Regions from separate parts of the Mus musculus genome. Here region 2 is linked to region 1. A link is a loop called in an ENCODE intact Hi-C map of the cell type or tissue named here. Cell type or tissue: heart. All regions are shown on one strand.

The links. Hi-C counts contacts between places; a loop is a spot of excess contacts. Peaks named below come from ENCODE experiments on the same cell type or tissue, not always from the same donor. Only the 100,000 strongest peaks of a DNase experiment are listed, where the experiment ranks them.
Region 2: it touches region 1 in a loop (1.8-fold over the local background); 1 of 42 quality-filtered maps calls a loop at or near these places.

What each region holds. Positions count from the first base shown.
Region 1 is chr19:56,678,151-56,683,150 of GRCm38, reverse strand. No RefSeq gene overlaps it. Among named protein-coding and RNA genes, the nearest start is that of Gm32492, 12 kb to the right of the region's middle. In heart, no CTCF peak of the experiment used is centred here; DNase peaks (open chromatin) are centred at 3,040 and 4,410; H3K27ac peaks cover 1,958 bases.
Region 2 is chr19:56,600,264-56,605,263 of GRCm38, reverse strand. It overlaps a transcript of Nhlrc2 not described here. Among named protein-coding and RNA genes, the nearest start is that of Nhlrc2, 55 kb to the right of the region's middle. In heart, no CTCF peak of the experiment used is centred here; no DNase peak of the experiment used is centred here; H3K27ac peaks cover 1,231 bases.

The DNA.
Region 1 (5,000 bases):
TCGCAGTTGCTGCCTTATAAAATAAGCCCGTGGATAAGCCACAGCTGTGCATGAGGCAGGAGCACCAGGAGCCCCACCTGGGTCTTCCCCAGAAAAGGAAAGCACAGCCCTGCTTGACTTTCACTTTCATAATCGCAATCACATATGTATTCAAGATTCCTGTAATCCTATGCACGAGTGTCCTGGAGGTCACAGCACCGAGAGGAACTCTGCCACAGACACGCTCCTTCCTGCAGGACTTGGCTTGCTCTCTTCCTTTTGCATCCTATGGACCAATTCCATGCTGTAGGCTGCCCCCACACGCCTTAAACCAACATCTCCAGCTCCTTTTAAATGTCATTCAGTTTTCCACCCCTGTCACCGCTCTCTGTTAGACACCACATAATGATTACCAGTGGTTTTGCTTGCTATTTGTTTCCTGTTGCAGAAGAGAAGCTTCATGGAGTGTGATCTTGTTGTGTTGTTGTTGTTGTTTTCCCCATTTTGTTCCATATCCTATTCCAAAACTCTGAGCAAGGCTCAGCGGCCTTTAATGCACACTTCAGAAAAAACAGACCGAGTGTGTTCAAAGTGAAAGGCCTGGGGCATTGTGGAGACATCAGAAGTCCTCAGTGGACTGGAGCCAGCGAGACAGCTCAGGAGGTAAAGGTGCCTTCTGCCACGCTGGGCTTCCTGAGTTCAATTCTCAGGACCCACATCAAAAGAACCAACTCCTAAATGCTGTCTTGACTTCCGCATGCTCATTATGACACACACACACTCCCCTCCCTAATAAACGAGTACATATAATTTTAAAATATTTAATGTATAACTCTAGGGCCAGCGAGATAGCTCAGTCATTAAAGGGGCTTGCTGCTAAGCATGGTGATCTGGCTTCAATCACCAGAGCCAAGCCCACAAACTTGTCCTATGACTTCTACATGTGAACTGTGGCTTGTTTGTCCACATATTCGTACGTGTGCAGTGCACATAAACAAACACATACAAATACAATCAATTAAAAGGTATTTGGCTCTGAGTAGGGTGTGTGGGGTGTGTGAAGTGTAGGGGTCAGGACATGCATGAAGGGTTAGTCTGGAAGCGCACAGTCAGGTAGAAAGTGACTGCGGTTGTTCACATGGGAGGTTCATAGTTGGCCCATGACATTTGCAGGAAGGTGGCAGCCTACGGTTGGACCAGAGGTCTGGTGTGATGGCAGACTGTCCGTGCCTGCTGATGGGCTGGGTGGAGAGGTAGCTCAGAGCTGGCGGGAGATATGGCAGCCGAGTTAGCAGGAGGAAGCCTGGAAGTAGAACCACAGGTATGAGTCTAGAAAACAGGATTTTTATTTACACATTTCCTCCAATATTTCCTGAGCTGTCAGTGCTCTGGGAACGGTGCGTGGCTGAGGATGCCACAGTGACCAGCTGAACTGAAGTTCTGGTATACGGGTTCTCCCATTCTAGGGGAGAAGGAAACTTTAGTCAGGGAAGCTGGGAACTGGGTGTGCTAGAGGGTGGGGGATGAAGAGAAAGAAGAGGGAAGTTATAAGGCCCCTGCTGAATCTTCTAGTCAGATAAAACAGCCAGTTCTTCTGAAGTGGGCCCATCTTCCACCTGTAAGTAGAAGGGAAATCATCAGGGGAGGCGGTTAAGGCAGCAAAAGAGGGAAGTCCCAGGTTGGGGATGCAGATGAGATCACTCAGTGGGTTCACATTGGGTGAGAGGTAGGAAGTAGCTGGGAGACTGGTGAGCTAAGCTGACCCTGTGTCTGGACACCACGGAGTCCTAGTGTTAGCTGTGGGAGAAAGGTGGACCCGCTCTTCAGCTCAGAGGAGGAAGCACCGCAGGGAATACTCCCCCATCATGTACAATATTTAATGACGGGTGTTAGATGAGGCCAGCCAGAGAGCTGTTAGAGCTGTGAAGAGCAGATGCAAACGGCTGTGGTGAAGACTGTTAGCACTAGGCGGAGAGGAAGCGCGGACCAGAGAAAGGATCCCGTCCAGCTTTGCCTGAACCTGAGCTTGTGTGCAGTTACTTCCGGGTGCATGGGTAACTCAAAGGCCCCTAGACCTTTTGGGAAGTGTGATGGTTTGCCTATGCTTGACCCAGGGTGGCACTTTTAGAAGGTGTGGCCCTGTTGGAATAGGTATGTCACAGTGGGCGTGGGTTTTAAGACCTTCACCCTAGCTGCCTGGAAGGCAGTATTTTCCTAGCAGCCTCCAGATGAAGATGTAGAACTCTCAGCTCCTCCTGCACCATGCCTGCCTGGATGCTGCCCTGCTTCCACCTTGGTGATAATGGACTGAACCTGTGAACCTGTAAGCCAGCCTCGATGAAATGTTGTCCAATTAGAGAGTTGCCTCGGTCGTGGTGTCTGTTCACAGCAGGAAAACCCTATCTAAAACAGGAAGTCTCTTGGGCAGCTTATGAATAGCTATGCCGCTGAAGAGCCCCATCTGTGGCGTGGATGAATCATGAAAAGATGTAGCACTAAAGACTCTTTGGGGTCCCAATCCCCAGTCCACGTATTAGGTCTTACATGACCTGGGTAAGGGTTGGGTTCATGTGGGGATCTGTAAAGGCTCATTAGCCTAGCAGTCCTCTCTCCACCCGTAAGGGAATGTTGATAGGCTGGTCCTGGTGAGTGTCTCCTGTGGGTGATCACAGATGCTCTCATTCAAGGCAGCCTGGAGGAAACAGCCTACAACAGCTGCAAGAGATGATCATGTGCAGGGGCGACAGATATCTGCAGTCCTTCCTGTCTCTGCTCCCTTCATTCCAGAGGGCCCGTCCCTGGGACAACGGCTGCTCAGTGAAATGCGGTGCCCAGGGGAGTCATTCAGGAGATATCTGATTCATATGACACACGCATGCATGTGAGAAGATCTGTCTGTGGTCCTAAGCAAGCGTCAGGTGTGTGGATGTAGCTGACAAAGCCCTGGAAGCCCTTGGAGACTTTCAGCATGCTTAGCTGTAGGTGAGAGCCAAGTCTGTTCCTGGAACTTTGGAGCTGATGTTGGCAGAGGCTGCTGCTTTGTACAATGAGGCACTTTAAGGTCACCGTCAGCTTCAGGTTTGTGTGTGGTGAGAGTTACCATTGCCGGCTCACAGATAGCTAGGTGCTGTCAGCAGGACTTTCACAGGCCTGCTCTCTGTGTGCCAGGAGATGGGAGAGGACCCACAGTGTTAACTGATTTCTACCATGTAAATACCTCGCCGTGGCTAACTTGTAACAGTTTAACCACTGACTCTCAGAGGTGTTGCAGTTTCAGGGAACATTTAGCGGCTGGCTCCCATACACCAGCCTACTTCTTTCTGTCAGGAAGGCCAGGCGATAGTTCTGCAGGCCTAATTCCTGTGGCTTCTCAGCTTTTCCTCACTCCCTGTGTTCATGCTTACACTTCACAAAGGAGATGGCCGCATGCCCGGGACCATGAGTTTTCTCTCCACTGTTTGAGTTTTTCCTCTGTTATAGTCTTTCAACCATGGCCCTCGGCTGAATTGAGTAGTTGACCTTGTGACTCTCCACTGACTGGCTCTTACTTACGGTGGACGGTAGCTCTCCATAAGAGTCTCCTTGTTCTGAATCCTTCTGAATTTGGTGTTCTCCATAGAAAGGATGTCACTACAGTGTCCCCCGAGAACTTAGGAAACGGATGGTTATAATTTCACCATCCAAACGCTGTGGGGACAGAGAGGTAGTGAACGCTGAGTCAGAACAGGTCAGGTTAGTGTAGGTCTGCACACCGGATGAGGAGCCGCAGCCTGTGCTGATCCACAAGCCACACACCTTTCAAAGTCTGGGGCTACAGGGCCACTTCCTGTCTCGTTTTCATTTGCCACTTTGTTCCAAAGGAAATCTCATTCTCAAAGCACATTAATAATGAGCAAAATGCCATGGTCCTTCATCAGGGTCGTACTTCGAAACAAAGGCAGACCTTACACATTTATGTATTGAAGTCTGTGCATTATATTCCCAGCCCTGCTCTGGCCCTCCCCGGCCCCAACAAAATACCATCCATTCCTAAAAGTAGAAATGAGAAATTGAACATCCTTTAGGCCTTGTTTCTTCTCAGGGGCTGCACAGGCCACTCTGCCATGTTGACTCCCTGCATCAGGAGCCCAGAAGTCTTTTTCCACATGCAGTTGACGTGTGCCTTCTGCAAGTCCCCTGCAGTCCTTTGTGTTCACGTCCATCTTCAAACCTGGCTAGAGTAGCTCAGGTGGGTCCTGTGGAGGAGCCAGACACAGCTGCCTAACATACAACCACCCTTAGGTCCAGGGACAGGAGCCATTTTGTGGCCAGTGGAAGCGTGGTGGTCACTGTCACCAGTTTCATACACAAGAGAGACCTGGAAGTAAATGGACAAGCCAGATGACACCCAAGCAGTGACGTGTTGCTCACTGGTGACATTTGCGCCACTTTCGTTCTCACCCCTGTGAGCCTTGCGACACCAGAGGCTGGAGGCTCCAGGAGCCAAGAGGCTGATTGGGAGCCCCAGGAGGCACAGGATGCAGATTAATCAATCTCCAGGCCCACCAGTTTCCCTGAAACACCCGCGTGCTAAACGGTCACTTGCAAGCCAAGAGCAGCAAGTTGCCTCAACTCCTGTCTGGAGTCTACCTCCTGGAAAAGTCTACGAAATCAGGCGGAAAATCCAAGGTGGTTTGGTTTGTTTTTGGCTTTTTCACATGGGCTACCAGACAGAAGTTCTCCGAGATTCCAGATGGGTAGCAGCTGGATAAAATGTGCGTCCCCAGATCTACATTGTACCTTGGGAAAGGGGTGTGCTGAAGGCGTCTGAAATATTACTAACTTCCTTTTCCTCCCTCCATCTCTCCCTCCCTCCCTTCCTCCTTTCCTCCCTCCGTCTGTCCCTCTCTCTTTTCCTTCCTATCTGAATGTCTGGGTTCACTTGTTTGGATAGAAGTAAAGAGAGGAAAAAAATCTTTTTGGCAGTGGTTGTTTTGTTTTCTCAATTTTCTTGTCAACTGACTCATGACAGAAAAATGCCA
Region 2 (5,000 bases), 78 kb after region 1:
CCAGAGCTGAGGACCGAACCCAGGGCCTTGCACTTGCTAGGCAAACACTCTACCACTGAGCTAAAACTCCAACCCCAATAATTGTTTAAACCAAGGTTGGCCTTAATCTTGTGGTTCTTGTGCCTTGGTCTCTCATCATCATAGAATTCTGGTGTATGCTATGACTTCTGGCTTGCACAATTTTATAGTCTTCTATAACTGCAAAGCAAAGTCTGTTTATAAACGCACATATGTGCATGCATGCTTAATTTTGAAAAGCAAAAATATGATATGTATTCTGAAACATGTTGTCTGAAGATGTTTAAGTGCAAGCACACACCCATAGTTATATTAACCATAACTGGTTTAGTCTCCTCGATGGATGACCTGCTCCTTAATATCTCACTACCGGCAAATATTTAGGCCGTTAATATTTGTTGGTTTTTTGTCTTGTTTTATGTGCTAAAACATTTTTGTGTATGTACACAAACATTGGACTGAATCAGTTTCTGCAAGTGACTACTGTATTATTCTGGCTGAGACAGAAGGACCATTGAGTTCTAGGTCAGACCTAGAGAGCTGTCTCAAAAAGAAAAGAACCCAGTTTTGTCGGCGATCTGCACTACCATGAGATGACACCCTAGGACTGCAGGTCAAGACTTCACTGTTGACAGAGTTGGAGAGCCTGAGAATCTACTGGCTCCCATGCACTTGGCTAGGACTTGGTGTCATCCACAGGGCCTCTGGATGCACGACCCCGCACTTCCCCTCAGACTTGGGTGGAAACGGACACTCAGTGTTTAAATGCAGTTGCCGTGCCTGGGTATCCCTGTGTACCTTGGCTAAAGTAATGAGCCTTTCTGTTATAAATAGGTTCCTAAGCAGCCGAGTATATCAGAGGATAAGAGCCCTGATTGTTCTTCTGACTAATTCAATTTCCAGCAAACACATGGTAGCTCTCAACTATCTGTAGCTGGGTCTGATACCCTCTTCTGGTATGTCTGAAGACAGCTACAGTAAACTCATACGCATTAAATAAATAAAATCTTTAAAAATTTTTTCCTACTTATGAGAACAGACTCTTGGACCTGGGTAGAGACCTAACATTCCAGGTGGGCTGCTTCAATCACTCTGACTTCCAGGCCCAGGAAGGTGGCTTACCTTAAGACATGCTGAAGAGTTGGATGGAATCATTAGAGCTTTAATATGATGCTACTACACCTCTTACTTCCCAGAGTCCCTGCCCCTACTGCAGCAGCTTAGGAGCCATAGTCAGAAAAAGGTCCAAGCCTGCATCTGTGTGCTATTTTGAATTGCCCAAGAACAGCTTTTCCTTTTCTTCTCCGTTCTAGGGATGCTTTTCCTATCACTTTCCTCAGCATCTTGGGCTTCCTTGCTTTCTCTACTGCTTCCTCCCCTCCATGTGCGTGCCTTCCATGCGAGCATCCATGGCTTTCTCCTTCTGTCCTCCTCCCTCCTCCAGGCAGCTGCTAAGGCTCACAGCTTGCCCCTTTGAGGTTTCTCTTTAGCCGCTAATAAAGTTGTCCTAATGCTTCCATTTGAATCCATTTCTAAACCCCCAGATAAATGAGACTAAAAACTCCATGAGAGGATCCTAATTTCTGGTCACCCACACAAGCTCAGTGGTTATGTGGTGCAGAGACCCCAAACTCCAAGCTTTATCCACTAAGCCATTTATCCAGCCCCAGCTTACAAGTTTCCAAGTAGTAAAATCAGTGATATACTTAAAATACAGAGAATATTCAAGACAGAAACACAACTTTGGAGAGAAAAATATTTAATCTGTTTCATGGAAAAAAAGTACAAAGCTTTGGAAGAGCTTTAGGTTTGCAAGTACAGTAGGAACACACACGCTTCCCAGACGCTTGGCTCCACGCTCCTCGAGTTAGTGAAGCCGTCAAGCTCTTATCCACCCAATAATGCACTTGAAGAAGCCACTGAAGAGTTTGGTCTAGAAATAAGTGTAAAATACATTGCATAAAAATATATTAATCCATCTACAAACACTTTAAAATGCATAGCAAGGAAATTCTTTCAGGACTAAGCCATGTCTAGAAATACCAGTATCTGAACTTGTATACTGGATTTCCACTGCATTGTTTAGGCATGACATCCTCACAGCAGAGCACCTCTATGCTCACAAATGACATCATTTACCCACACAAGATGGCAACAGTCTCTAACGTGATCATCCATGAAGCATACCTTGAAGGAGTAACAGACTGGTGGAGGTCTTGATTCCTTAAGGCGTGAAGTAATGACAGTAACGGCGTCTCTTACAGAGAGACCTAAAGCTATACCATCAGCCCATGGACAGTGAGGAAGCCCTACTTCAAAGAGAAGCCAATCTGAAGTCAGTCACACGGGGTCCTGTTCTCTGCTGTAGAACACTGAGAAATTACTAGGAATTTTAGAAAAATGATCACTGCAACACGTTCCCCACTTGAGTCCCTGTGGAAGCCCAGCTCCTCAGCAAAGGCTCGACAGGAATACAGCTGTTTCTGTAGCTGAGGGCGGAGGTCACGGGCTGAGTTGGGGCTCTGGCTTAGTTTTTGAGGGTAACTTGCAATGATGACATCACAGGCATGCACCGACAATACATTCCAACCCTGTGCCAACAATTATGTTTCTGGTGGAACTAAAAATAGAGACAAGCAGTCTTTAAAATAGAAGATACCCCAATGGCTACACTAGGAACGTATGTGCTTTCATCCCCACTGGCATCATTTGATTGTTTGATCTTATTTATCTCAACATATTTTCTCATGAAACTAGGTTCAGAATAATAAAAATCCTCTTTAAAGAGTCTGTATCTCAGAGGGCGGAACCTCACCTCCCTTTTGTTTTATTTTGTTTTATTTATTCCATGTGGAAAGCTGAAACTAAGCAACCCAAGAGTTACTAGAGCTTCAGATTTCACTTTCAAACAGCAACACTGCTCACGCCCACGTCTGAGCCAGGCCAGGCACTCTAGTATGTAGGTCCAGTGTTTATTTCTAACCCACAGCTGAGGGCGGCCACAGGTGGAAGTGTACTGGAAAGTCCTTGCGGTTCTTTCCTTGGGTCGGGAGGCTGTCGAGAGCAGTGTCCACAGGCACACAGGAGTGACGTGCAAGGGGAGCAAAGGACACACCACACAATGAGTAACTACACCTAGACGCACATTCCACAAGCGTCTAGGGTTTTAGTTTTCAACTCTGACCTCTGACAATGATTAAACCAAAGCACCACGCCATGGCGAAAGCTATCCTAGCAGAGCCTGCAGGCAGGGCTGTGTCCTATTCTGGGCCAGCCTGTGTGCTCATAGCGGCCACCCGAGAGCCAAGGCGCCAGCCTACACAAGCCGGCACAGGCAGGAGACAAGGCTGATTAGCCACAGAATGCCACCTCGCTTGATTACCAAGCCTCTAACTTTAACGACCATTCTGTCTATTACCCTAACGCAAAGAAACTGGAAAAAGGAAATTCTATTAAGCCAGGTTAAAACAGTGACTCAGGCGAGGGCTCATTCTTCATGTCGGCTTTGAAACACGGGTGGAAAAAGCAATCTTGGTGATTATCACGCAGGTCTGCCTCAAGGTATGTGACTCTGTCACACTGTCATTTCTGACCCATGTAGTGCGCTGCTCACTGAACCATAGTACTGCTTCACGACCACACTACTTCACAATGGACAGACGCTGCACTGGGATGCCCCTAAAAACCACCACTGGCACACGCAGGACATCTTGTCTCACACTGCCACGCTGATTTCAGGAACAACTCCTGAGTCACCAGGGAGCCTGCACAGCAGACCATTAAGGCTGCAGGAAGGCAGAGGACTTTATTCCTCTACACCTCACTTGGTTCACAAAACACACTGTGTCCGATATGGGTAGACGTCTCCAGGCCTGCACCAGCCATGCTCGTTATGGTGGACTGGCTGCTGGGACAGTCCTGTTGAGCTAACTGGGATGTCTACACATACTCCTGCCAAGAAAAAACTGTGGATAGTCACTGAAATTAAGGGCACAGAAAATCCTCTGGGAACCAATGATTATATAGACCATTCCAAGGCCCAGATGATAAGAATCTATGAGAAGTCATGTAAGTTGAATGACTTTAATGAATTTAAATGAATTTTACAAACACGCATTCCCAGGGCTCCTGGAATCCTCTGGACTGATAAGTTACTACATGAAGGAATGAAATATGTGACCTTGCAAGTTTGGGAGACGACAGAGTAGGCAGTGGGGCAGACAGCTGTCCACTTCCTCTGTGTACACTCTTAGTGCTGATGTGACTGTTCAAGGAGGAGGGACTCTATCCTAAGGCTGTTGTGAGGATTGCGTGTGGTCAGCACACAGAAGGGAAACTCCCAGCAGGGAGCGAGAACTCAATGAAGGTAAGCCTCCTTCTGCCCTCGTCTGAAGGCCGGGGGGTAGGTCCCCACTTTCCACACTGTAGGGAGCCTCGGTTAAGCTCTGCTGCTGTCAGCCAGCACCCACATACTAGGTCCTGTTCTAGGCACTGGACGCTACCCCAGGAGCTTCGTACCCAACATGCCGAAGCAGCTTCCTTCTCTGGAACATTCACACCTAGTCTGTAACGTTATTCTCAAGTACTTTGAAGACTGCAGAGGGCACCGCCCCAGGGTGAGAGCACCCACCAGGGCACGCAGGTTATAATCTGAAGATTCTTGTACAAGCTGTTAAGAGTGTGGTGTGTCTCCAGCTATGTCTGGATCCTCTATGGAAAAGCCGTATTCATTAAAGCTCCAGAAGGCCTTTTTAAATACTTCAATACAGTAGAGAGGTGCTTCTTTATAAACAATATTGTTTATGAAATGGTAATACATTCTACCATAAAGTGTTCTTTTTCTTCTCGAGCCCAGATTCTACTGGGACTGCTAACATGTCAAATGGTGGAGAAAGATTTTGCTTTAGAAACTGGAGTTGTAAAAAAAAAAAAAAGTCAAGCCCATGTCTGTGGCCATAAATTATTGTCATTATTAGAACTAA